Regions from separate parts of the Mus musculus genome. Here regions 2 and 3 are each linked to region 1. A link is a loop called in an ENCODE intact Hi-C map of the cell type or tissue named here. Cell type or tissue: left cerebral cortex. All regions are shown on one strand.

Region 1 (8,000 bases):
CTGTCGGGGATGGGTTTAACTGGGGAAGCATTCTGAACAGCCGTTCTCTTTTCCCTGACAATCTTCTCCCAGGGCCACCCAGCAGAGACGATGCCCAGCTTTTTCTAACCGCATTGTAAACAAGGCCTGGGGTTTACATAACACCTTGGCCACTGACAGTGAAAAAGCAGCTCTAAGTGTTGTACTTATGTCTGTTTGTACAACGCTGGTGCAACATTGAGAGGCTTTGGTAATATCCTGTTTACAGACAGAAGAAGAAAAAAAATGAAAAGGAAATCAAGTGGTTTCTTCCTGTATCCCTGCCGGAGAAGTCCTGTGCAGACAACAGGGCAGCTTGCACCATGCTGTCTGAATGACCATGCGTGCTATCTTTGCTTTGATTCCATTTTTTTCTTCAGCAAACCAGAATCAGTTATCGGGACCAGGGAGATGGTAAACATTGGTAAAATGTTCGCTGTATAAACCAGAAGACCTGTGTTCTGATCCCCAGTGCCCAGGTAAAAGCTGGGCATGGTAGAGCTTGCTCCTAGTCCCCTTATACTGGCATAGTGGTGGAGACACACAGGTCCACAGGTATCTCTGGCCAGCCATATTAGCTGAAAGCTGGCTATAAAACTAAGCTGGACATGATCGATGAAGACATCTGATGTTGAGCTCTGCCCTCTACGAGTACTCACACATGTGCGTGCCATCCCCACAACCCCCTGACATGTAGGTAGATATATACAAAGGTACAATTCACAGGTCAAATAGCTCGTGCCAAAATGAATACCCCAGGATAATAGCAGACATTGGCTATTGTGCTTGGAAACCAGGAGCGCCACTGGAGACAGGAGTCCACATCAAAGAAGGCCTGGGGTACACCCTGTCCCAGTTCCCGTTGTGTGGAAAATGAACATTATTTATGGTTCTGGACATGTCTTCAGCAGACAGCTTCTGAGGCTGGTTAACTGGGAAATGCATGTTTGCAAGCAGAACGGGTTTTAAACATGAACTTGTGCCAGGTTCCAGAGCTCATCAACCTGGGAAATGACAAAAGAAGGTACAAGAGCAAGGAAACATCATGATAGTGAGGGGTAGCCTGGGCTAGGCTGGCTCCCTGAGGCAGGCTGTGGACATGTCAGTGAACTCCGTCCTGGCAACGTGAAGGCCTGAGGGCAGTTGTGGAATCAAGTGAGCCTGGAGTATGGTTTTCAGTGATTCCACGTCCTTCAATATTATGCTTTGACACAAAGAGGTGATACGGGACAGAAATCAAAAGATTTATTCTTAAATATTTTTGGATGGAGCAAATTTAGCAATCCCAAACTTAACTAGTGACGTTCTTAGAGGTGCTATTAAAATGTGTTTTAAAATTAGGCTACTGGTTTCTATAGCTGTGTTTGCTCATGTGGGGAGATTTTAGGTTTCCGAGAAGACTTCAGACTGAAACTTTCTATGGAAAGTACTGGTATGCGGACTACAGAGTCCCTCCCCCCCCCCCCCCCCGTCCGCCAAAAACTTGGGCTCACTCATAAATAAGTGCCCAGATAGCATCACGGTATTAACCAAGCCCGACTCTGCTTAGCTTCTGAGATCAGACACAATCTTACACTAAGGGCCTTGTAGTCATGGTCACATTGGTCTCCATAACAAGTTCAAGCCTAAAGATCTGGGGGGTGGGGGGGAGGTCTGTAAAACTTTGATTTAAATGGCGTCCTGGAGGGAACTTTTGCCCTTTGCATTCATGGGTGGCAGGGAATGATGTCAAAGTAAAATGGGCTAGGTATGGAAAGGTAGATCCCACGTGTCCTTACAAGGAAGCTAAATTATCTAAAGCAGAGTAGGATCTACCCAGGGCTGGAGAGTTGGGGTGTGGAGGTGATGGTCAAGAAGGATGTGATATTTAGCTACAGGAAATAGCCCTATGGAGGCTAAGGCAGGAGGATTCTTGTTTGAAGCCAGCCTGGGCTAAATACAGAGTAAATTCTAGGCTAGCCTAGGCTATGGCAGCAAGAGCCTGTCTCAAAAGACAGTCTCACATGTCTAAAATAAAATGACTGGTCTCTTTTAGACACAACTCACCTATTTCATCATTCCAGTGTTAGAGAGGGAGGCAGGGTCAGCATCCTTGGGGGAACCATCCAGGAGCAAGGCTCAGGAGTTCTCCCTTTCTCCCAGCTCCACATCATCAGCTCTCCTCACTCCCAGTTCCTCTAGTGTCCCCAGTGGGTCCTTCAGTGGTCTCTGTGTCTGGTCTCTCAAGATAAATCTCCAGTCGTAAAGAGATTCGAACTCGCACGCCTTGGTTTCTAGTCCCTGCTTCCTACATCCTGACCGCCATTGGTGGACTAATAACTGGATGTTCTCCAAGCTCCTCCTCGGTATCTCTCTGACTTATTCACATGCTTCTGCCTCCTGAGGGTCTGTTTTCCTCTTAGAACATGACAGAAGGCTCATTCTAACTCGCTGGACTTTCTGCATGTCAGTTGGCTGGAATCCCAGGAGCCTTAATGGCTTCTCTGACCTTCCACAACAAAGGGTTTCCCCTTTTTCTCAATCCTCAACACCATATCCCCATCCCCCCCACAAAAAACAATTCTGTGGGATGCCTTTGTAATCCTTGGTCTGATACCTGCCTCCTCTGTTCATTTCTTCACTTGTGTGTTTAACTCCATCTCTGTTTCCTGTGTATTTGCCGACTCCATGGGAGGGATATGCATGACTGTTTTCCTTAACCAAACCTTAAACTTGATTCACTAAGCATTAGGCAGGATGATTACAGAGAGCATGCCTGGCTGGATGAGGAAAACCCTACAAAGCAGTCTTCATTAAGAAACAACATAATTTTAATTTAGGATAAATTACATAAGTATCGCACAAAACACCCACAGAATGCCAATTCATTCATTAATTGACTTCCATTTCTCTTGCTACTAAATCCTTTTGGCCGACATATCAAAAGGCAAGCACTGTTTGTTTACAATCCTTCATGTTTAAAATAATCAATGACCCATTGCCTTGTTTAGAAATCATAAATTGAATATGGTAAGGAAATTAAATGATCCTTCCGACATTGCAGAACACCCCTTAGTTAATCCTGAAATGAATAACGGGTCACAACAAAATGGGCATAGAAGTTATGTTTACATGGATTTATTAACTAGAGTTTGGGAAAAGAACGAACCGTCTTAATTCAGTCACTCCCGCCAGGCCATGTGGATACACAGAAAGGGAGATGACTGGGCAGAAGGAAGGCACATTGGAGGCTCAGGACTTTATCTGTCTAAAAGAGGAAATAGATGCTGTGGGTGGTTATTGACCAGCTCGCAATTTTACTTAGATGTTTTGCTGCTAAAAGGGGAGATAGCTTTTAGTCAACATCTGTAAGGAGGCTTCTCCAAGGTTAAGCTGCTTATATAGATGGGAGGTGTGGACCTTAGTATTCAGAGCACATGAGGTCTATTCACAGTCTCTATCTACCCATTTATTTACAGAAAAATCCAGTCCTCTTTCTCTCTATGTCGCCTGCATATCCACCTGAACAAACACTCTTAAAAGGCACTTAGCTGGCTAGCTGTCAATAGAGAAACACACCATTATCGACGTTATCTTCAGAGAAAACAGTTCTCTTGACCCCCTGTGGTAAGACTCCCCTATTTCCTTCTGAAAATTTTAAGACCCTAATGCAGATTGCCCATGTTCTAGTTGAAATGCCCAGTGTTCTGACCACTGTGCTGCATATGGGGTTTTACCTGGTACCTGCTCACCTTTGCTTTGCATGGTTACTGATGACTTTAGGATGTTATTAAATCCAGAGGGAAGAGACTTTCTCGTCTTTTATCTAATTACTACTTCGGTAATTACCTTATCACCACTTAGGCACCAAATTATCTAGATAGCTTCCACTCCAGAAATCTCTTTACAGTCCCCGAGGATATGTCTCCGTCTTTTCTCCCATTAACTTACCAGGGTGCACGTGTGGTGTGGGTGCAATCCATGGTAATATCGGATGGAATTCTGGCAGAAGCTGATCCAACCTACAGCCCAATTTTATGTTCAACAGGCCAACTCTGTACCATTTAGGAAAGAAATTCATTCTCATTCTCTCTCTCTCTCTCTCTCTCTCTCTCTCTCTCTCTCTCTCTGTCTCTCTCTCTCTCTCTCTGTCTCTCTCTCTCTCTGCATATCTGTGAGATGCATCTTTCTGCTAGCCTGGTGTTGGCTATTCAGCCTGCAGACACTAGGAGAGCAGCCTGTCTTCCAGACAGAGCAATTAAAATAGGGCTCACAATGTGGCTTTTGCTGGAAAAAAAAGGGAGTGTTCCAAAGTCACCAAAGCTCAATAGGTCATTAAGCCAGACAATTTGGGAATCTTGAGGGGAAAAGAAAATTGGGAGCTTAAGGAAAAAGAACAAGAAACAAAGAATTGCAGACAACTAACCCATTAGAACTATACCAGAGTCATTCTGCCCATCCCTGACCCCAGCACCCTAACCCTAACCCTGACCCTGACCCTGATCCTGACCCTAACCAGAGAGGAAGTGGCCAGTGAGGAACAGCCATATTTTACAAAGTGTGTTTGCAGACAGAAGTGAGATTTCCATAACAGCTGGACCAAAGGTTCTATGGCCAGAACAAATTGATGAAGCCAGCCAGACAGAGGTAATAAAACTCTGGTGCCACATTTATAGACAGATGAAGCAGGAAAGGGCATCAAAGGGTACACAAAACTGCTTGGTTCTCTAGGGAGAACCCATAGGGTGGGTGGGGCAGAATAAAGTCCCAAAGAGCCATCATGGACTCACCAGTGACAGAAGACCAGACGATCTGAGGGGGGGGGGCCTGACCTTGCAGCCTTTTCCCTCCTGATAAAAAAAATATATAAGTATTTGAGTTAAAAAACCAATTAGTTATACTAATATTGATAAAAAATTAATTAAGTCTGTAGTCTTATTATTGTTCTTTCAAAGGTAAGGTGTGGTTGCATAGAACTATAATCAAGTCCTATGGAAGCAAATGCAGGAGAAAGCAGATTGCCTTGAGTCCCAGGCTAGCCTGGGTTACAGGGAGTGGAATAAGCCAGCCTGGGCTAAGAAGAACAGGCAAGATGAGGAAAGAGGAAAGACCCAGAATTAAAATGAATTCCACTTATAACTAGGCTGCTGGCTCAAGCACCAGGATGAAGAAGGTAAAACCCCGGGGCAAAAATCTTTAAGGGGAAGTGGATAATTGATTTCTAGTATTTTAATATATCCAGAACATTAGTTGAGCAATGTGATGTGAATCCAAATGAGGCTGTTTCCATTATTTATTCATGCATTTGTTTATCTGAAGACACACCATTGGCATACACCTGGAAATAAGAACTCATTTGCTTGGCCAGAGGGGCCTCTTTGTGGGGTGGATGGTGATTCAGAGATTCAAAATGATTGGACAACGTACTGGAGAATATGTGACTATTGAGTGCTTAGCCCAAAGTGCAACAGCTAGATCAATAGTCCCTATAAAGGCTCAGAGAACATCTTGGAAGACAGGGTGGAAAGACTGCAAGAACTGGAAGACAGAGAGGAGAGCTGTGAGAAGCTCATGAAGTCACAGAAGCTGTGGTCACCTGCACAGGATCAAGTCATCAGCACCAGGCACTATTTCAGCAAGCAGCACTAATTGTTCTCTGTGGGCTATTAACAAGCCACACACACACACACACACACACACACACACACACACACACACCAAGCAATCAAGAGTGAACATGAAGAAAGGAGGAGAATATGTTACCGTGCCTGGTGCCTAAAGGGCGAGAGAAAGGAATTATGGGTGAATATGATCAAGACACATTGCTTTCCTTTATAAAAATTGTTAAGGAATAAACAGATGTACTATTTTTAAAAGTATTGTCTTAGATTTATTTAGCAAATAAAAATGTTCAACTGATACATATATAGTTTCAGAAGATGGTTCCCGCCATGGTGTGGACATGATAATTTGAGAGCCATTGGGAGCTAAGGAGAAAGGGATCCTGAGGTCTGATTATAAGACAGCGATTTTTCTCTGAGCAACTGGGATGATGGGATTGCCTGGCTGGGATGGTGAAGTTACCAGAAGGAAAGGGTTTGGAATGTGTAGGCTGTGATTTTTTTTGGTTTAAGACGTGCTGGTTTGAATTGCCTAGTAGGCAGCCACGAGGAATGAGTGAGCCTGGAGTTCTGGGAGGAATTCCAGCAGGAAGATGCACATGTTGGGATTATCAACCAATAGATGGTATTTAAAGTCACAAGAAGGCACAAGATTGCCAAAGAAATGAAAGTTGGCAAAAAAAAAAAAAAAAAAAAAAGAACTCCATAGCCACTTCCTCAGAACATCTAACTATTCAAGGGACTGATGGGGAGGGATGAGGTACGAGCTGGATGTGAACAAGGAAGAGAATTCCAGGTATGTGTTGTCCCAGAGCCTTGAGTTTCAAGGGCATGCCAGGCTCTGTTATGATCAGAGTTAGTCGATGAACCAACACTGATCATACGCCCATCTCAAGAGCTACTCTCAACATGTCCAGTTAGAGACTCTGTAGGATTTCACCGGGGTGACATGGTGAAGGAGTCTATACTCAGCTGTGGTGGAATCATTCACATAGAAATCCTCCCCATCCAAGGCTCAGGGACCAGAGAGAAAGAGTGAGTGGAAAGAATGTAAGAGCCAGCAGGTAGAGAAGGGGGAGTGGCCTGAAATGATGACTTCTGGGTTGCTACACAACAACAGCTCATAGCAACTGTGGTTTCCTGCACATGACCAAGCGTTGAAATTCTCACATGATTTGAGGGGCGGGGGGGGGGGGTCCCTACAGCTCTACCCTTGGCAGTTTATGGCTGATGAGAGAGGACAAATCGCAAGAAGTGTGTCACTGGGGGTAGCCCACATGTCCGTGGATGACTACACATACACATGTATACACGGAAAGTTCTATTGCTATGAAGAGACACCATGACCATGGCAACTCTTATAAAGGAAAATATTTAACTGGGGCTGGCTTACAGGTTAGGAGGTCCATTATTATCATGGCAGGAAACATGTTGGTACATGGGCAGCAGGTCTTACATATCCTGATATGATTTTCTCAATGTCTTCTGAAGAGCCACGGGCAACAACTGTGAGGCTTAAATAGGAGATATGGAGATCCATGGTCAGCATCTAAAAGGTTACATCTTCAGTGTAGAGATGAAGATGGGTAGTGGGTAGATCTGTAGTGGGTAGATGGCAGGGAGCCATATGAGACTGAGAACATGCCAGGACAGCGTGGAGCACAACAGCACTGGATACTTGAAGCAACATGGGAATCGAGATGGTTTGACCATGGGTGGGAGGTGAAATCAAGGTGTGCAGCTGGGTTAGAGATAAGGCCATGGGAAAGAGGATTCAAAAGGCAACTTGAGAGGGACAGCTGTTGATCATGTACTCAATGCTGTAGATCTCTTCTATATCTATCCATCCATGTACTATCTATCTATCTATCTATCTATCTATCTATCTATCTATCTATCTATTATCTATCTATCTCTCTATCTCTCTATCTCTCTATCCATCCCTGTATCTATCCATCTACCCCTCTATGTATCTATCTATTAACCTATCTATTATCTATTCATATATCATCTATCTATTAGATCTATCACTCATCTATTTGTTATCTGTCTGTCTACGATGTAACTCCATCTATCTTTGGTTTATCTACCTATATCTTATTCAGACTATCATCTGTCACCCTACCTTTCATCTGTCTATCTTCTACCACTCTTTTTATTATCTGTAAAGGCATCTATCTACCATGCTATTATTTATCTTTATTTATTTTTAGTCTATACACCTACCTGTTATTCAATCTGTAACCTAGCATCTATCTATCTATCTATCTATCGATCTATCTCACATTTATCTGCCAACCACCTATCTTTTATCTACTATCTATCCTTTACCATTCATATATATACTTATATACATATATATACACTTATCTCTATCATATA
Region 2 (8,000 bases), 250 kb before region 1:
TGCACCAGGCATTGCCTGTGGCATAACAAACTTCTCTGACCCCAGTATGTGAGCCGAGCGTCTCTAGCTATGGCCATAAAAGAGGGAAGAAATTGTGACTCCTGAATCACTGCAAAGAAAGTGATTATTGATATTAACTACAATATTAATGTTATATTTATATATCATACATAATACTGGATATTTTATAATATTAAATGTATGGCATTAAATATAATATTAATTCATATATTTATATTTATATATATTTCAACTGAATTAAAAGCCAAAAGAAAGGGGGGCAGGTTTATTTGGGAATGGGCTCCTGGGTGAGTTCACCAGTCCCTGGGGATGAGAGCAGGGGTGGGGATGAGGACTGTGGGGGTGGGGTGGGGGTTGTCATTGGCATACTATGGTGTGGAAGTTTCTTAAAGACTGTAAAGGAGGGAGAATGGTGTGTCTGCCACATGCTGGGCTTGTGTGGGGATGGGGCATGGGGGGGTGTGGATGTTGCCTGCTGGTGACTTCAGATGAAGGCGGTTGGGATAGCTGTCAGGAATGCAGGACTGGGCTTTCTGTCACCTTTTCCATTCCCAGGCTTTCCAAGTGGGTGCGGTTGGAGAGAGACGGAGGAATAAAACTTGCTGGGCCAAATCCGGGATAAGCCAGGGACTCCCAACCAAACACAAGTCCATCCTCAGGGAAGCCAAGAACTCAAACAGGGCGGGAACCTGGGCGTGGGTGAGAATTTAAGCAGAGACTGCTTACAAAAGCTACTTATAGTTGGGCGTGGTGGCCCATGCCTTTAATCCCAGCATTTGGGAGGCAGAGGCAGGCGAATTTCTGAGTTCGAGGCCAGCTTGGTCTACAAAGTGAGTTCCAGGACAGCTGGGGCTACACAGAGAAACCCTGTCTTAAAAGACCAAAAAAAAAAAAAAAAAAAAAAAAAAAAAAAAAAAAAAAAAAAAAGCTGCTTACAGGTTTGCTCTCCATGCTCAGCCTGCTTTCTCAGGACCACCTGCCCAGGGGAGGCACCATTCAACAGTGGGCTGGGCCATCTCACATAAAGTATTATTATTAGTAGTAGTATTAGTAGTAGTATTGTTATCATTATAAAATACTTCATAAACTTGCCCTCAGGCCAAAAGAGGCATTTTTCTCAACTGAGGGTCACCTGAAAAGACATCAAGTTGATACAGATCTAATCAGGACACTCTATATCCCGTATCAACCATGAACCAGTTACAGATTGTCAGGAAGGGGTGAGTCCCAGTCTTATGCAGGTGAACTATAACTGTAACATTCCACAACCCGGTACCCCTTCCTCCAGCTCTTACCATCTTAACATCCCACATGGTGTTCCCTGAGCCTGGAGGGTGTGGTGAACACTTCCCACTTACCGCTGAGTCACTTATATCTTCACTCTGACCATGTGCAAGTCTCTGCGTAACCACCGCCTACTGCAGAAATAGGCCAAGAGATGATGATTCTCGTTGGACTAAGGAAGGCTGGGGAAGAGCCTGATTGACAGCTCCAGGGTTTCCGGTGGACATTCTTGGCGGGTGTTTATGGGCACAGATCTGTGGGGATGTGCGTTTGTGTGTGTGCTGCTTGAAGGTACAGGTCACTGCAAAGCTGCTATGAGAATAGTGTGAATTCATGGTTGTGGGGGTAGTGCACCCTGGTGTGTGTGTGTGTGTGCATATGCGTGTGTGTGTGTGTGTGTGTGTGTGTGTGTGTGTGCGTGCGCGCGGGAGTGTACGCATCCTTGTGCATTTTATCCACTGAACCATCTTGCCACCTGACATATACAATGTTTCTTTTTTTGTTTTGTTTTGTTTCTTTTTTTTTTTTTTTTTTTGGTTTTCTGCGACAGGGTTTCTCTGTGTCGTCTTGGCTGTCCTGGAACTCACTCTGTAGATCAGGCTGGCCTCCAACTCAGAAATCCGCCTGCCTCTGCCTCCCAAGTGCTGGGATTAAAGGCGCGCCACCACGCCCAGCCACAATGTTTCTTAATCCTAATGCTTGCGTTATTCTGATCCTGCTCCCTCAAAGTGATTTTTCTCCAGGGTTCCCCCTGCACCCATCACGCATATGCGTTTCTCATCCACTTCCTGTCTTTCAGGAGTTCATTCAGTTGGCAAAGAGACTGGTTAGCGATCCCGCACTGGAGAAGGAAATCGTGACCAACGGAAGGGAATACGTGAGGACGCATCATTCCTGGCAGGTGGAGAGAGACACCTACCAGCGCCTCATCAGGAAGCTAGAGACGAACTTGGAGGATTAAATGATGGAAGTCCGTGCTCACCACATCTGTCCCAACAACCATCAGGTGCTCAGCTCGGGGCAGATGCCAAAAGATGGGACCCAGTCCTGGACCACTGGAATCCTAGAGTCCCCAGGAACACATCCAAACCCCACCCCACCCCAAGTCTCTTCCTGTTTGGCAGACAGTTCTGCTGTGCTTACAGCTCAGTTCTGGATGGACTTATAGCTCACTTCTGAAAGTGCTTGTGACTCAGTCCCAGAGGTGTTTACAGATCAGTCATCAGTGGGCTTGTAGGCTCACTGCTCAGTCCCAGATGGGTTTGTAGCTCTGTGCAGGAGATGGAGGTGCATCTCAGGGGCCTTTGGAGGACTGTTTCAAGGACTGCTTTTACAACGTATGGAGGCTTATTTATAAGCAACAAAACCCAAAAAGGCCAGGATTGTCAATGGAGTGGAGCTGGCAGCATTTTTGATATGATCTTGATCAACAAGCCATCATGGGACAGGGGGGTGGCGGGGGTTGGTAGGGAGGCGGGCTGTGGTTGGCATGCTAATTAGCTCTGGAGAGGCTATGAATGTATCATGTTGTGTCACTTCTCACTAGTGTACCTGAGAGCCCAGCTTGCTTTCCAGAAGAGGCCCTGCCCCCCCTGTATGACATCACAGGGAGTCTGGCTCTCAAGATGGAGGCTGGGAGCCTTAAATTCAATGTGGGTGGTCATTCCTCTTACTGCTAAGGAATTGAGAACAAGTGTTGATTGAGTCACAAGACTCCAGACAATGGTGGGACCCAAGACTGTGACAAGAGGTCACTGGGGTATGAGAAGTCAATCTGGGTAGTGGGGGTATCTTTCGATGGGATCTCCCTACAACAGCGCTCCGTTCCTCCAGCAACCCTTTTGTTGAATTTCAACAAGGCTGTGCTACTGTGAGCAGGACGTGCAATGGCCACCTGTGTAAGCAGCTTGGAGGAGGAGGAGGAAGAGGAGGAAGAGGAGGAGGAGGGGGAAAGGGAAGGGGAGGAGGAGGAGGAGGGGGAAGGGGAGGGAAGGAGGAGGGGGGGGGACCGCAGCCAATAGCCACACATGAGTATCAGACTGTGGAGGGAACGGAGGAGGAGTCAGAACCCATATCATACTTGCTCCAACTCAGAAGGCACATCTGGGCCTTTTGCATTTCATAGCAGCAGCAAGCATCTCCTTTTTAGAGAAGCAGGCTGGAAGGAAGCAAGCTTTGTAAACCAGAACATCAGGGATGAAATCAGAGCCCGATTCGATAGAGGATGTAATTCTCGGCCTTTATTCTGTACCTCAGATTCAGCACCGGCACTTTCACGTAGGCTCCAGCAGAGGCAGCAGCAATCCCTCACTGCTCGAGCTTCAAGCATTTGCAAGGCGCACTGAGAAATGTGTCCATTTCCTTGGCCCTCAGCCTGAGCTGGGGGTCTTACCTCTCTGGGCACAAGAAGGGGTGGGGGTAGAGGGGCGTGGAGAGAATCACGAGGCCTGAATCTCCATAGCAGCTCCTCTGAGCCCAGAGTTCAAACCCACCTCAGGAGAGGTGTGTAGAGGTCAGGTATCACGGTTGTTTACAAAAAACAGGATGCTCCGGAATGCTTGCCTCTCCTTTGCCCAGGGATGACATCACTGCCTGACCACTGTGCCAGCATCTCTAAGCTACATCTGCAAATGCTCCTTGGGGAAGGAAGGTTTCTTAACTAATAAAGCGTGTTACCATCAGCTATATATATCTATTTTTTAAAGCTGCTGTTTATTTATTCCAGAAGCACCTCTTGTTGGGAGCAGCCCCAACACCCCACCCCACCCCTGCAACACGGTCCCCAAGAAAACAAATACATTACTCGAATTTCTGATCAGAGGGGTTGGACACGAACTTATACTGAAGTGTAACAGCTTTCCCTTTCCGTACCAGACACTTGAAGAACATAAAGAGGAGCGGTTTCTGCAGACTCAACAGTTTGGAGGTTCTAGTCTATGCCTGGTTGGCTCTGTTTGGTATCCAACCCCAGGACAAGGGACAGGGGTGCCTATTTTACATACTGAAGCAGACCTGGCCTCCAGGTTTTCCCAGCATCCCTCAGACCCTACCTGGCATATCCTGCCCCCAACTCTGAACTTTCCAGCCCAGGGGCTGGGCTGCCCTTCCCCCCAGAAGCTCCTCCCTATATAATCCAGACAGTTTTGGTCTCTCTCCTCTTCTCTCTCTGTCCACGCATGCGCATCCCCTTCTTTCTCTCTCCTCCTGCCCCCTCCTTCCTTTCCCATTGCAACTTCCCTGGTCTTGATCCTTGGGGCCAGAGAACTCGCCCACCGGAAAGCAGCTTCCCAATAAACCTGCCTTTAATATAATCTAATCTGGCTTGAATTGGCTCATTTCACCGGCGGCAGAGGCAGAGAAATAACCTATCAGGTTCTATTGCTCCAAGTCTGGGCAAAGAAGCATTTCGACAGGACTGATTGGCAGAGTAAAAAATGCACTCTTCTCAACTGGGAAATGAAAGTGAACGAGGAGGTAGTACCGAGTGCAGATAATGACCTAAAGACCATATAGTAGGCCCTGTCTCTTAAAGATTCCGCCTCATCTGAAAAAAAAAAAAAAAAAAAAAAAGATTCCGCCTCCTCAGAGGGGCACATTGCAGCTGTCCTTTCAAGTGAGCCTGTGGGGTAGACAGCTGCAGGCCTCTATGTGGGGGACACCTCCACACAGGCCCGGAAGGGAGGTTTGCAAATGTTCGAACACTGAAGTATCTTGCCTTTGACAGAAATGCTCAGAGTTGCTGCAAGGCCTCCCTGGAAGGGCTCCTTGTAACTGAATTTGCTTCCTGTCTCATTTATCCACAGCTTCCTAGCAGCTCGGGGGACATGTCTCTGCCTATTTTGTGCCAATGTGGCCGAGCATGGCAGACAGTCTAGTTAATGCACGAGGCACAGAAATGAACCGGTTAGTGGGTCAGACTCTGAGGCTCTGCAGTTGCAGCCCGCAAGAGCCTGAACGAGTGCTCACTGTCCCATGATGGAAGAGCAGAGCTGAGCTGGAGATACACAGAACACAATATATGAGGGGAGTTAAACTAACGCTTTTATAAGCAACCCACTCCTGAGAGGACCCCTTTTCCCCAGGACTGGCATCAACCTCCTCTTAAGGGGTGGCCCAAGTGCTTCTCCATTGGCCCCACCTCCCATCACCACTGAGAACTGGGATTCCAACAGGTGGCTGGGTGCAGTGGACAACAACTGTAATTCCAGCACTTGGAGGAGGTGGGAGGTTAGAGCAGTGGTCTAACCTTACTGCTGTGACCCTTAATACAGTTGTCTTAGTGACCCCCAACCATAAAACTATTTCCATTGCTATTTCATACCTGTAATTTTGCTGTTATAAACTGTAATGTAAACATCGGATATGCAGGATATCCGACATGCTAATCCTATGAAAGAATCATTCAACCCCCACAGGGGGTCAAGACCCTCAGACTGAGAGCCACTGCATTAGAGCATCAGTGGTCCCCAGAGGGACCAAACTACTGGGAAAGTTCTCTATCCAATGGCGGCCACTCAAGAGAGCATCTCCCAACCCTGCCTGAGTTCAAACAATGTATGCACTTAGCTGGTTTCCCAGGTGGGTGCTTTAGAAGCTCAGAGAGAAATCAGCCTGAACTTAAAGATCCACAGAACAGCTGAGATGACCGCTGCCAACCCACACAATCTGTCTGAACAGGACACAGGCTACGTTTTCAGATTGGGCGGTGTGGGGGGGGGGGGGTCTTACTATATATGGTTCTGGTTGGGCTGGAACTTGCTATGTAGACCAGGTAGTCCCCGAACTCAAAAGATCTGTTTGCAAGCACTACCACATCCAGCAAAGGGCCAGGTTCTTTTACAGACTTAACTTTATTTATTATTATTGTTGTGTGTGATGTGTGGATGTGTTGGGTGTGGGCAGACGCGCCACTGCGTGCCTTTCAGGAGTTGGTTCTGGGGATTGAACTCACGTCAGCAGGCTTGCATGGGAAGCTCTTTTACGTGCTGAGTGGTGTCGCTGGCCCAGAGACCAGTGTCTTATGGAAAGTGAGGTGATTCTGAGAAAAGCTGGGCTGCGATTGGTTCTGAAGGGTGAGCCTCCAATTGATGAGAGGCTAAGTCTCTTCCATGAAACAAACTTAGTTGATGTGGCTATAGTTAAAACCACGAAAACAGAATCAAGAAATACTTCACTTAAACAGGTAAACAATGAATAATCATGCAACCAGACCACAGGATGCTCTCTAGAGTGTTTCTGCTCAGACGCACCCAGAGTGGCCTGCCTCTTGCTAGCCTTACCAGCTTTTCACAGCCCCTCATACCTGTTCTCTCTCTACTCACCATGATAGAATCCTTAACAGAAGCAACCAAAGGGAGGTTTCTTTTGGCTCATGCTGCCAGGGTGTTCAGTCCACCATGGAAGCTGGGTGGTTCTGTCTGTGGCAGTAGGGGCTTTGGCCTTGCTTGTTCACACTTTGGATGATTAGAGAGCTGGTGTAGAAAAGCTAAGGCAGACCATTATCCTCAAAGATATATTTCCAGTGGCCTGCAGCATCAGCCATGACTCTAATCCTAAGGTTTCACAGCTTCTCCAGAAAGTGCCATCAGCTGGGTTGTCCACCACACAAATCAATGTGGACGGCTCTCAGTCAACTGCAGCACACACACACACACACACACACACACACACACACCATTTTGTCAAGTCCAGCACTTCCCGACTCCCGACATCTGCAGTTCTGCTTTACAATCCAAACAACACACTATTTCATTTATTTAGATTTCTTTTTATTTGTGTGCCTCTTTGTGAATCTGCATGGGTCAATGTGCATTCGGAAACCTGAAGAGGGCAGTAGAGGATATGAGAGTCCTTGGAGCAGGAGTTACAGGTGACTGTGAATTGTCTGATATAGGTGCTGGCAACTGAACCCCGGTCCTCTCCAAGAGCAGTAAGTGCTCTTAACTGCTTAGCCATCTCTCCAGCCCCTGGGGTAGTATTTAAAATGATTTAAACATTTTAAACACTCACAAGAGGGACCAACTTAACAGGACTATGGGAGAAGACTCTGGGGGCATTGTGTTTGACACCAGAAAAACAAAACAAAACAAAACAAAACAAAAACAAAAACACAACAACAACAACAACAACAACAAAAAAAAAAACTAGGGGATGGGGAGATGGTTCAGTATGTAAGAACACTTGCTAAATGAGCCTAAGGCTCTGAGTTTAGATCTGAGTACCTATGTAAGAAGCCAGGTGTGACCACTGTTGTGTGGCTTTTCCTAGAAAACAAATTACTCACCCCAGATAGGGAACTGATGCCAGACTAATGTACAAATTCCAACTTGGTGAATCAGTGAGCTTGTTGGTATTACTTAGAGGAGTGTGGGTGAGGAGCTACTTAAGAGCATAGACCACTTTCTGCAAAGGCCAGCCAGGGTATAAGCAGCTTAAGAGGTCAGACTTTCCTCTTCCTCAGCTGTCCTACCTACTTATATATAACCTTGGAGAAGGAGAACCTTTGTGCCTCTGTTCAGTTTCAGGATCTTCTTGAGACTTGTGAGTTGTTTACTTCCTGAGTTTTAAGAGCCTCCCTCTAGGATGGGATGTTTCAACTCAGGAAATTGCTATTTAACCACCAGATATGTCTGTAAATACAGTGGTCTGGGCAGACTAGCCTGGAGGGTAACTTAGGCTTGTCGGCTACCACACTA
Region 3 (8,000 bases), 400 kb after region 1:
CCCCACCAACAGGGTGAAGTCTTTCCAGATGCTCCGATGCTCCTTCAGCTTCGAAGGGGCTCACCTAGAAAGCGAATTGGAGTCCCTAGGGAGATGTTTTTTTAAAAATGAATCCTTCAGAAAGCCCAGCGATAAAAAAGAAACAAGCGCCCCGCTAGCCTAATGTAGGACAGACAAGCAGAAAATACAAAAGATGAAACTCAGACCTGAGCTAGGAGGGTGAGCAGAGAGCTGCGCGGGCGTTTAAAGGAACAACATGTGGGCAGGTCCACGCTAATAAATTTGGAAATCTAGAGAAAAGGGGGACGTCTCTAGGAAACTGTGCATTCTAAAAACACGCACCGGGAGAGATGCGATTATAAAGTAGAGAATAGAGCTGTAAAAATTACGACTCACGATCACGGGGCCTGGTCTAAGGAAAAGCATTGGTGTCAGAAGGGAAGAAAGCAAAACTCCCGCTGACCCAGGCTGGAGGGGGAAGGAGCGCAGGTCAGAGGATAAGCGCAAGGCTTAGGACTCAGTGTGGAGCCAACACCAGCATCAGCCTGGCTTTCCAGGTCTCAGGGGAAGGACAAAGGGGAAATAAACGAGAGAAATACAAACTCAGAAAAAAAGGACAGGAACATATCATTATCTGGAAACAAAATGAGTCTTTATTTATTTATTTACTTACTTACTTACTTGCTTCTTCATTGAGACAGGGCCGAACTTAGTCCAGGCTAAGCTGCCTTGGATTCCTGATCGTCCTTCCTCATCTTGCAAATTCTGGGTTTGCAAGTGTGCACCCCATATATGATTTTAAAAAAAAAGTTTAAGACAGTCTAAGAAACCTGAAATATAGTTTCCTTGTTAAAGAAAAAAAAGAGAGAGAGAGACAAAACACTAGGTGGCTGAAGAGGCGGCTCAGCAGTTAAGAGCACTCTTTGTTCTTGCAGAAGAAAGAGAGTCCATTCCTGGAATGGACATAACAGCATAGGGTGGGATGGATGTCCAGTTCCAGGGTATCCTTGCACGTCTGCTCTGTGCAGGCACTGCACACACACATGGTGCACAGGTATACATGCAGGCGAACCCTCATACCCACCATTTTAAAAATCTTTTTTAAAATGTAATAAAATGTGTTAAGATAGTACTTAAATTTTGAAAATTCCAAATAATGTGATCATGTGGGATTCTGACTAAGTAGTACCCTAGGAGTGACCAAACAAAGTCAAAATGTTTACTCATTTTTCACTCACTGTGTTAACAAACAGAGTAGATAGATAGATAGATAGATAGATAGATAGATAGATAGATAGATAGATAGATAGATAGATAGATAGACAGACAGACAGGCAGACAGACAGACAGACAGATAGATCTTTGATCTAGATAGATCTTTGATCTAGGGTCATGTCTGAAAGTTCCCTTTAAAGCATGTCAAAAATGTTCCTAAAGAAAAATTCAGCCCCAAGCAACATAGAGGAAATAGAGAGAGAGAGGAAAAAAAGCAAGTTGATATCACTGTTGATGGATGAAGAATCCAAGTGAATTAACAAAGATTAAAAAAAAACAAAAACCACGGTGTCTAACAAGAGGCAGGGAACTCAAAACTCAAACCAATAATGTCTCTTTACAAAGCAATAGCAGTTAAGATACACGATGTATAAAGATTTCATTTATAGTTCTCAGGAAAAAAACAAACAAAAACAAAAACAGCATCCTTGAGAATGTTCAACAACTTACCCCTCCCCCTTCTAGGGAAGGTGCTTATGTTCAGCTGGAGAAAAAAAATGAGCTGTTAGGTCCCTGTGGAAATGAACTGTATGGAAAAGCATGCTGCTAGACACAGGCACCACCACCATCCCCCTCCCCTGAGCAGTCAGTAAGCTCCCTTCTTAATGCCACCTTGGTCCTGTTTCTCTCTTCCCCTCAGCTCATGTCCACACCTGCTGGCTGTGTCTCCCTGTACCCATATTCACTGAACTCTTGGTGATCAGCTTCCAGAGGACTGGGGATGCTCTGAGCCTGATTGTGACACCTCCAAAGGTGATCCTCCATACATGTACTCCTGCCTGTCTTCCATGATGACCTAAAGACTATTCTGTCATCATCCCAGAGCCCAGGGATGCTGAGTGTGTGCCAACCATCTCTAAATATGTTATTTTACTAACAAGGCTGACTTGGCTGATGATCAAGGCTGTTTCTGATCTAATTGTGTTGGGGTCGCTGTATTAGTGTGTGGACCCAAGGTCGTGACAGGAGAAAGACAGCCAGCCCCTCTGGAGTTGGGGAATGGGAGATATGGCTGCCTTCTTCAGAAGTAGGTATTCAGGAAACAGGACCCCACTTCTATATCTCCATGAAACTGAATGCCCCCAACAGCCAGATGAATCCAGGAAGCCCGTTCAACCTGCCTACTTAGGCTTTGAATCACGTATGCAGAAAGCACAGCCAAGAAGAATACCTGAAGAGACCAGCCCCTAAAACGTGGAGTTTGTAAACATACGTCATCAACAATGGAAAGAATTCATTTCCCTTTTCTCTATCACTACTGTTGAGACTTTTTCTTCTAGCTTCCCCAAAACCTATTATTCTGTAAGCTATCTCCACTTCCGTATCCATCTTTCAGCCTTCCCGGCCTGACCTGGGTCCAACAGAGACCTGGAACTGTAGTCTCCAGGACGACTGTTACCCCATATTTCTAGATGATTGTAGTCATCTAGCCTCTACCGAGCATCTCTGATGAGTCTCCCCACACTGGCAGCTGCTTTTCCCTCAGTTCTCCACTCATCCTTTCACGAGGTCTTGTAGGCCAGTTAGTCTCTGCAACAGGCAACCAAGGTTGTCTCGGTCCTCCCTGGAAAAACTCCTTCAACCTTTGTGTGTATGTCTCTGTGTGTCTGTATGTGTGTGTTTGTGTATGTGTCTATCTGCGTATGTGTGTTGGGGAGGAGGGTAGAGTTTCTGTGTGTCTGGATGTGTGTTTTTCTGTGTCTACCTACTGAGGTCAGAGCTCAACCTAAGGTATCTCTCCTTAGAGGCCATTCACCTTGATTTTTGAGATGAGCTCTCAGACTGAGACCTGAGCTTCACCAAATAGCCAAGGCTGGTAGACCAGCAAGACCAGAGATTGCTCCTGTCTCCACAAGGATTACAAGCGGGTGCTTCAACACCTAGATCTCTAGATGGGGTCTCAGAATCAAGCCCAGGATGTCATATGTGCTTGGGGAATGTTTTATACCTGAGTATTTCCTCAGCCTCCGGACCCTCAGCTTTCACTGCTGTCCAGTTCATACCTCTGACCCTGCATGGCCTTGAAAGAACAGAATGGCAAACCCATCTCATGTCCCAGCTTACAGTCCCTGGCTTTCCATGCTGCCACTCTGATTGATACCATCTAAAGTGCTTGGCACAAGCACCCTACTGTACACAGTGGAAACCCCCCAGCCTCCTGGCAGTTCCTGCAGCTTCACCTTCCCTACTAACCAAGTTCAACTCACTCTGTCTCATTAGTCCCCCTTACCCAAGCCCCTACTATGCCTATGATGAAGAGAGGATGGATCCCAGTGGCCCCTGATACCACCTTCTTATGCCAACTCCAGTGCAATGCAAACATCATCTTCACAGCCACAGTTCCAAGCAAGACCACCCTGAGCCTCTCTGTCACCGGCTGTCTGCCACCAAATCTTTAGGCTCCCTTCCATTTGTAGTGATTCTTTTTATAACCTATTTTCTGAATGCATCCACCATTACCCCGCCTCCCCCTTCTCCACCAGCAGTCTGAGGCCCCACAAGGCTAGAATCTTCTCCAGGCACCACGAAGCGCTGGCAGATTTGTTGTGAAGATATTTCAGATGTGCAAAAGGATGTTAATTGTGGTGTAGTAATTAACCTGGTGCCATCTGCCAAACAAAGGTTAGTGCATACATGCGGAGGGTTAATATGCAGTCACGAAGGGAACAACTTAGCTCTCCCTGTTGCAAATTAGAAAAAGAAACTCACAGAAAGTGAAGAGCTCTGAAGGAGCCATGGAGCAAAACCAGGAAGCTTCCACAGGGCAGATACGCAACAGCCCCAGACACAACAGCATCATGGGTAATTCAGTGCCTACAGTTCACTCTTGGCCCTGGAGTTCTGCCCTCTATGCAGAGAAATCTCCTTCCCAACCACCACACACTCTAAATAAGACTCCCACCTGTTCCAGAAGCAAGCCTACCCTCAGGGGACCAAATGCTCTTCCAGAAGGACACAGAGCCCACATTTTAAGTCAGCCCACTCTGGCTAGTGACATAAAATAGCTGCCAGGGACTATTTTCTTCCAAACTGGTATATATGTATTGTACATGACACTGCGTTACATAAGGACTTTTTTCAAAGATTCTTTCTTATTTATGTGTTTGCAAGGGTGCATGTGTGAGTGTGTGTGTGTGTGTGTGTGTGTGTGTGTGTGTGTGTGTGTGTGTGTATGTGTGTGTGTGTGTGTGTGTGTGTGTGTGTGTGTATGCGTGTGCATAGACCACATGTGTGAAGATGCCTAAGGAAGCCAGAAGAGGGAATCAGATGGCCTGGAGCCAGAATTGCAAGCATCTGTGAACCATCCATCTGAGCCCTGGGAAAGGAACCTGGGTCCTCTGCAAGAGCAGCCATTGCTCTTAACCACTGAGTCATCTCCCCAACCTGGCATAAGGACATTTTTCATATAAGTACATATTGCATATTGGATCCTCCTCCTCCTCCTCCTCCTCTTCCTCCTCCTCCTCCTCCTCCTCCTTCTCCTTCTCCCCTAACCTGTGAGGCCTCTCTACTCCCCTAGACAGTTTCATTCTGACTTTCACATCATATAGACACATGGGCTTTTATGCCTCTCCATGAAACCTAGGATCCACGATGAAAGAATATAAAATGTTCATCTTTCTGAGAGCAACTGAATATGCTTGGATAATAACCATCTTCAGTTGCATATGTTCTCCTACTAACACCATAACTTACTTCTTCTTTATGGCTAAACAGAGTTTCACTGAGTATAGAGACCAGGTTTTTCTTGCCCATTCCCCTGTTGAGGGGTACCTAGGTTGGCTCTATAATTCACCTATTATGAACAGCAAGTGTAGCAGTAAACATGTGTCCCTGCAGTGTGGTGACTTTTGGCAGTCCTTTGAGAAAACACCTGGGAGTGCTGTACCTGAGTCACACAGTAGGTCTATTTCAGGGTTCAATTTTCATTTGTTTTGTTTTGGTTTTAACATTTATCGTGGCAAACTCTTAAAAATCCTACTTCTTAAATTTTTCATTTTATGTGCAGGAACATTTGCTTGCGTGTATGTCTGTACACCCTGTGCATGCCTGGGGCCTGTGGAGGCCAGAAGAGACCATTTGGGCCCCTTAGAATTAGTTCCAGATGGTTTTGAGCCACTATGTGAGTTCTGAGAATTCCTGAACCTGGGTCCTCTGGAAGAACAGCCAGTGCCCTTAAGCACTGAGCCAACTCTCCAGCCCCTACTATGGGCTGATTTCCATAGTGGCTGTTCAGATTTGCATCTCCCTCCAACAGCAATAGATAAGGATTCTTTCTGCTCTCATCCTCACCAGCATGTGTTGTTACTGGCTTCTTAGTGAGGGGGGGGGGGGTGGCAGACTCTTACTGTGGTGCTAAGCTGCATTCCCCTAGTGGCAGGCAGGTTCAACACATTCTAATGGTTCCTCTTTTCAAAGGTAGGTGTGTGTGTGTGTGTGTGTGTGTGTGTGTGTGTGTGTACACCTATCTGCCTGTCTGAGTAACTGAAAGAAAGTTTCCCCTGAATTGGTTTTGACCAGTTTCCTGAGTCTTTTTTTCTCTGCCTGGTGGCATTCCAAACACGGTTATTTTCTGCTTCTGGGATGTCTGTTGTTCGGATTGTCTTCAAGGACTTTGCTAACAATTAGAAATTAAAGCTATTTTTCTCTGGGAAACATGGAGACAAAAGCTGTGATTAAGTAGCTGGGTTGATTCGGGATGCGTCAGGCGAGGCTCAGTTCTCATCTACATCCAGACATCCTCGGAGTGATGTTAGGTCGGCAGCTGGAAGCCAGGCGGCACACGATTTGTCCTTCCTCCATCACGATGGTGGATGGCACACACTGGTTATGACGGTTGGTTTCAACTTGGGGGAATCTAGAATCACCTCAGAGATGGGTCTGGGGGGGGATTATCTTGATTACACTAATTGATGTGGGAAGCCTGGCCCACTGTGGGCGGTGCCATTCCCTACTGGGATCCTAGTCTGTGAGTGGAGGAGATGAACAGCACTCTGCATTGATTTCTTTCTGTTACTAATTGTGGACACAACGTGGCATCTCTGTCAGGTTCCTGCTACCTTGACTCCCCCAGCATGATGGACAACCCCTCAAACTGTTAGCCAAGATAAACCCATCCTTCCATTGCATTTGTTTGAGTATTTTATCACAGCAACAAGAAAAGACACTAAGGCCCAGGTGAAGAAGGTAGGTGAAGGATGTGCTGTTGATTACTTAAAGCAACACCCACCCACAGATAACTAAGACCACGTATGTTTCAAAAGCTTCTCAACTCAACATTTCAAAATATATTTTTATAAGGCCATCTCTGTCTTAGAATTTGAATACAGGTACTTACGGGACCACAATTAAAAAAAAAAAAAAACCAACTCCAGTATCCTATTGTAGTATTGAATGACATGCATCAAAATATCTAACATGGGTAATCAACTGGGTCATACTGGAATGTGAATACATACCAGCTCCATTCCAGATAGGGAAACTGAGTCATTTGACTCTTTTTTTTTTTTTTTTTTACATATTTTCCTCAATTACATTTCCAATGCTATCCCAAAAGTCTCCCACACCCTCCCCCCCTCCACTCTCCTACCAACCCATTCCCATTTTTTGGCCCTGGCGTTCCCCTGTACTGGGGCATATAAAGTTTGTCTGTCCAGTGGGCCTCTCTTTCCAGTGATGACCGGCTAGGCCATCTTTTGATACATATGCAGCTAGAGTCAAGAGCTCCGGGGTACTGGTTAGTTCATAATGTTGTACTTACAGGGTTGCAGATCTCTTTAGCTCCTTGGATACTTTCTCTAGCTCCTCCATTGGGGGCCCTGTGATCCATCCAATAGTTGACTGTGAGCATCCACTTCTGTGTTTGCTAGGCCTCGGCCTAGTCTCACAAGAGACAGCTATATCTGGGTCCTTTCAGCAAAATCTTGCTAGTGTATGCAATGGTGTCATCGTTTGGAGGCTAATTATGGGATGGATCCCTGGATATGGCAGTCTCTTGATGGTCCATCCTTTTGTCTCAGCTCCAAACTTTGTCTCTGTAACTCCTTCCATGGGTGATTGTTTCCAATTCTAAGAAGGGGCAAAGTGTTCACACTTTGGTCTTCGTTCTTCTTCAGTTTCATGTGTTTTGCAAATTGTACCTTATATCTCACTATACTAAGTTTCTGGGCTAATATCCACTTATCAGTGAGTACATATTATTTGAGTTCTTTTGTGATTGTGTTACCTCACTCAGGATGATGCATTTGACTCTTTTTAAGCAAGCCAACCCCAGACCCATGCTCCAACTCTACAGGGATATTTCTGGATCAAAAGTCCTACTTGATTTACCATCTCCCTGGATGAGATAAAGACTCAATATTAGTTACAGAAAATGAGCATCAAATAAGACCTACAGGTATAGAAAAGCAAAAATAAAAAGGGAAGCTAATTCTACTCTGAGGCCTACAGAAGGAAGATGGCGGTGACAGAAGACACAATCAGGAACCAGGAGAACTGTTTGTAGGTATGTCTTTCCAAGTCTCTGGAAAAATCTGGTTTCTAAGGCAGGGGTCAGAGGCTGGCTTTGAATTCCTCCTGAAAATTCACCATCTCTGTCGTGTGGGTGCTTTTTATTTGCTGGCCTGAGGCTTCTGATCACAGCGTTTGCTAAAACCAAGTCAAGTGACATCCTAACATGTGAGTGAGTTATTCTTCTAGAATCCCAGCATAGCTCTATCGAAGAC

Evidence for each region. Peaks named below come from ENCODE experiments on the same cell type or tissue, not always from the same donor. Only the 100,000 strongest peaks of a DNase experiment are listed, where the experiment ranks them.
Region 2: it touches region 1 in a loop (3-fold over the local background); 2 of 42 quality-filtered maps call a loop at or near these places.
Region 3: it touches region 1 in a loop (4-fold over the local background); 3 of 42 quality-filtered maps call a loop at or near these places.

The regions. Positions count from the first base shown.
Region 1 is chr5:127,956,732-127,964,731 of GRCm38, forward strand. The region is part of intron 4 of Tmem132d (transmembrane protein 132D); the gene reads right to left. Among named protein-coding and RNA genes, the nearest start is that of Glt1d1, 330 kb to the left of the region's middle. In left cerebral cortex, a CTCF peak has its summit at 4,232; DNase peaks (open chromatin) are centred at 20, 1,195 and 6,154; H3K27ac peaks cover 1,480 bases.
Region 2 is chr5:127,704,759-127,712,758 of GRCm38, forward strand. Glt1d1 (glycosyltransferase 1 domain containing 1) reads left to right here. Exons shown (of 12, transcript NM_177005.4): 12 at 2,105-2,762. The coding sequence ends at 2,266. Among named protein-coding and RNA genes, the nearest start is that of Glt1d1, 76 kb to the left of the region's middle. In left cerebral cortex, a CTCF peak has its summit at 3,596; DNase peaks (open chromatin) are centred at 697, 1,394, 2,210, 2,440 and 2 more places; H3K27ac peaks cover 201 bases.
Region 3 is chr5:128,361,231-128,369,230 of GRCm38, forward strand. The region is part of intron 1 of Tmem132d (transmembrane protein 132D); the gene reads right to left. Among named protein-coding and RNA genes, the nearest start is that of Tmem132d, 68 kb to the right of the region's middle. In left cerebral cortex, no CTCF peak of the experiment used is centred here; DNase peaks (open chromatin) are centred at 225, 3,828, 4,224, 4,530 and 1 more place; H3K4me3 peaks cover 266 bases; H3K27ac peaks cover 2,080 bases.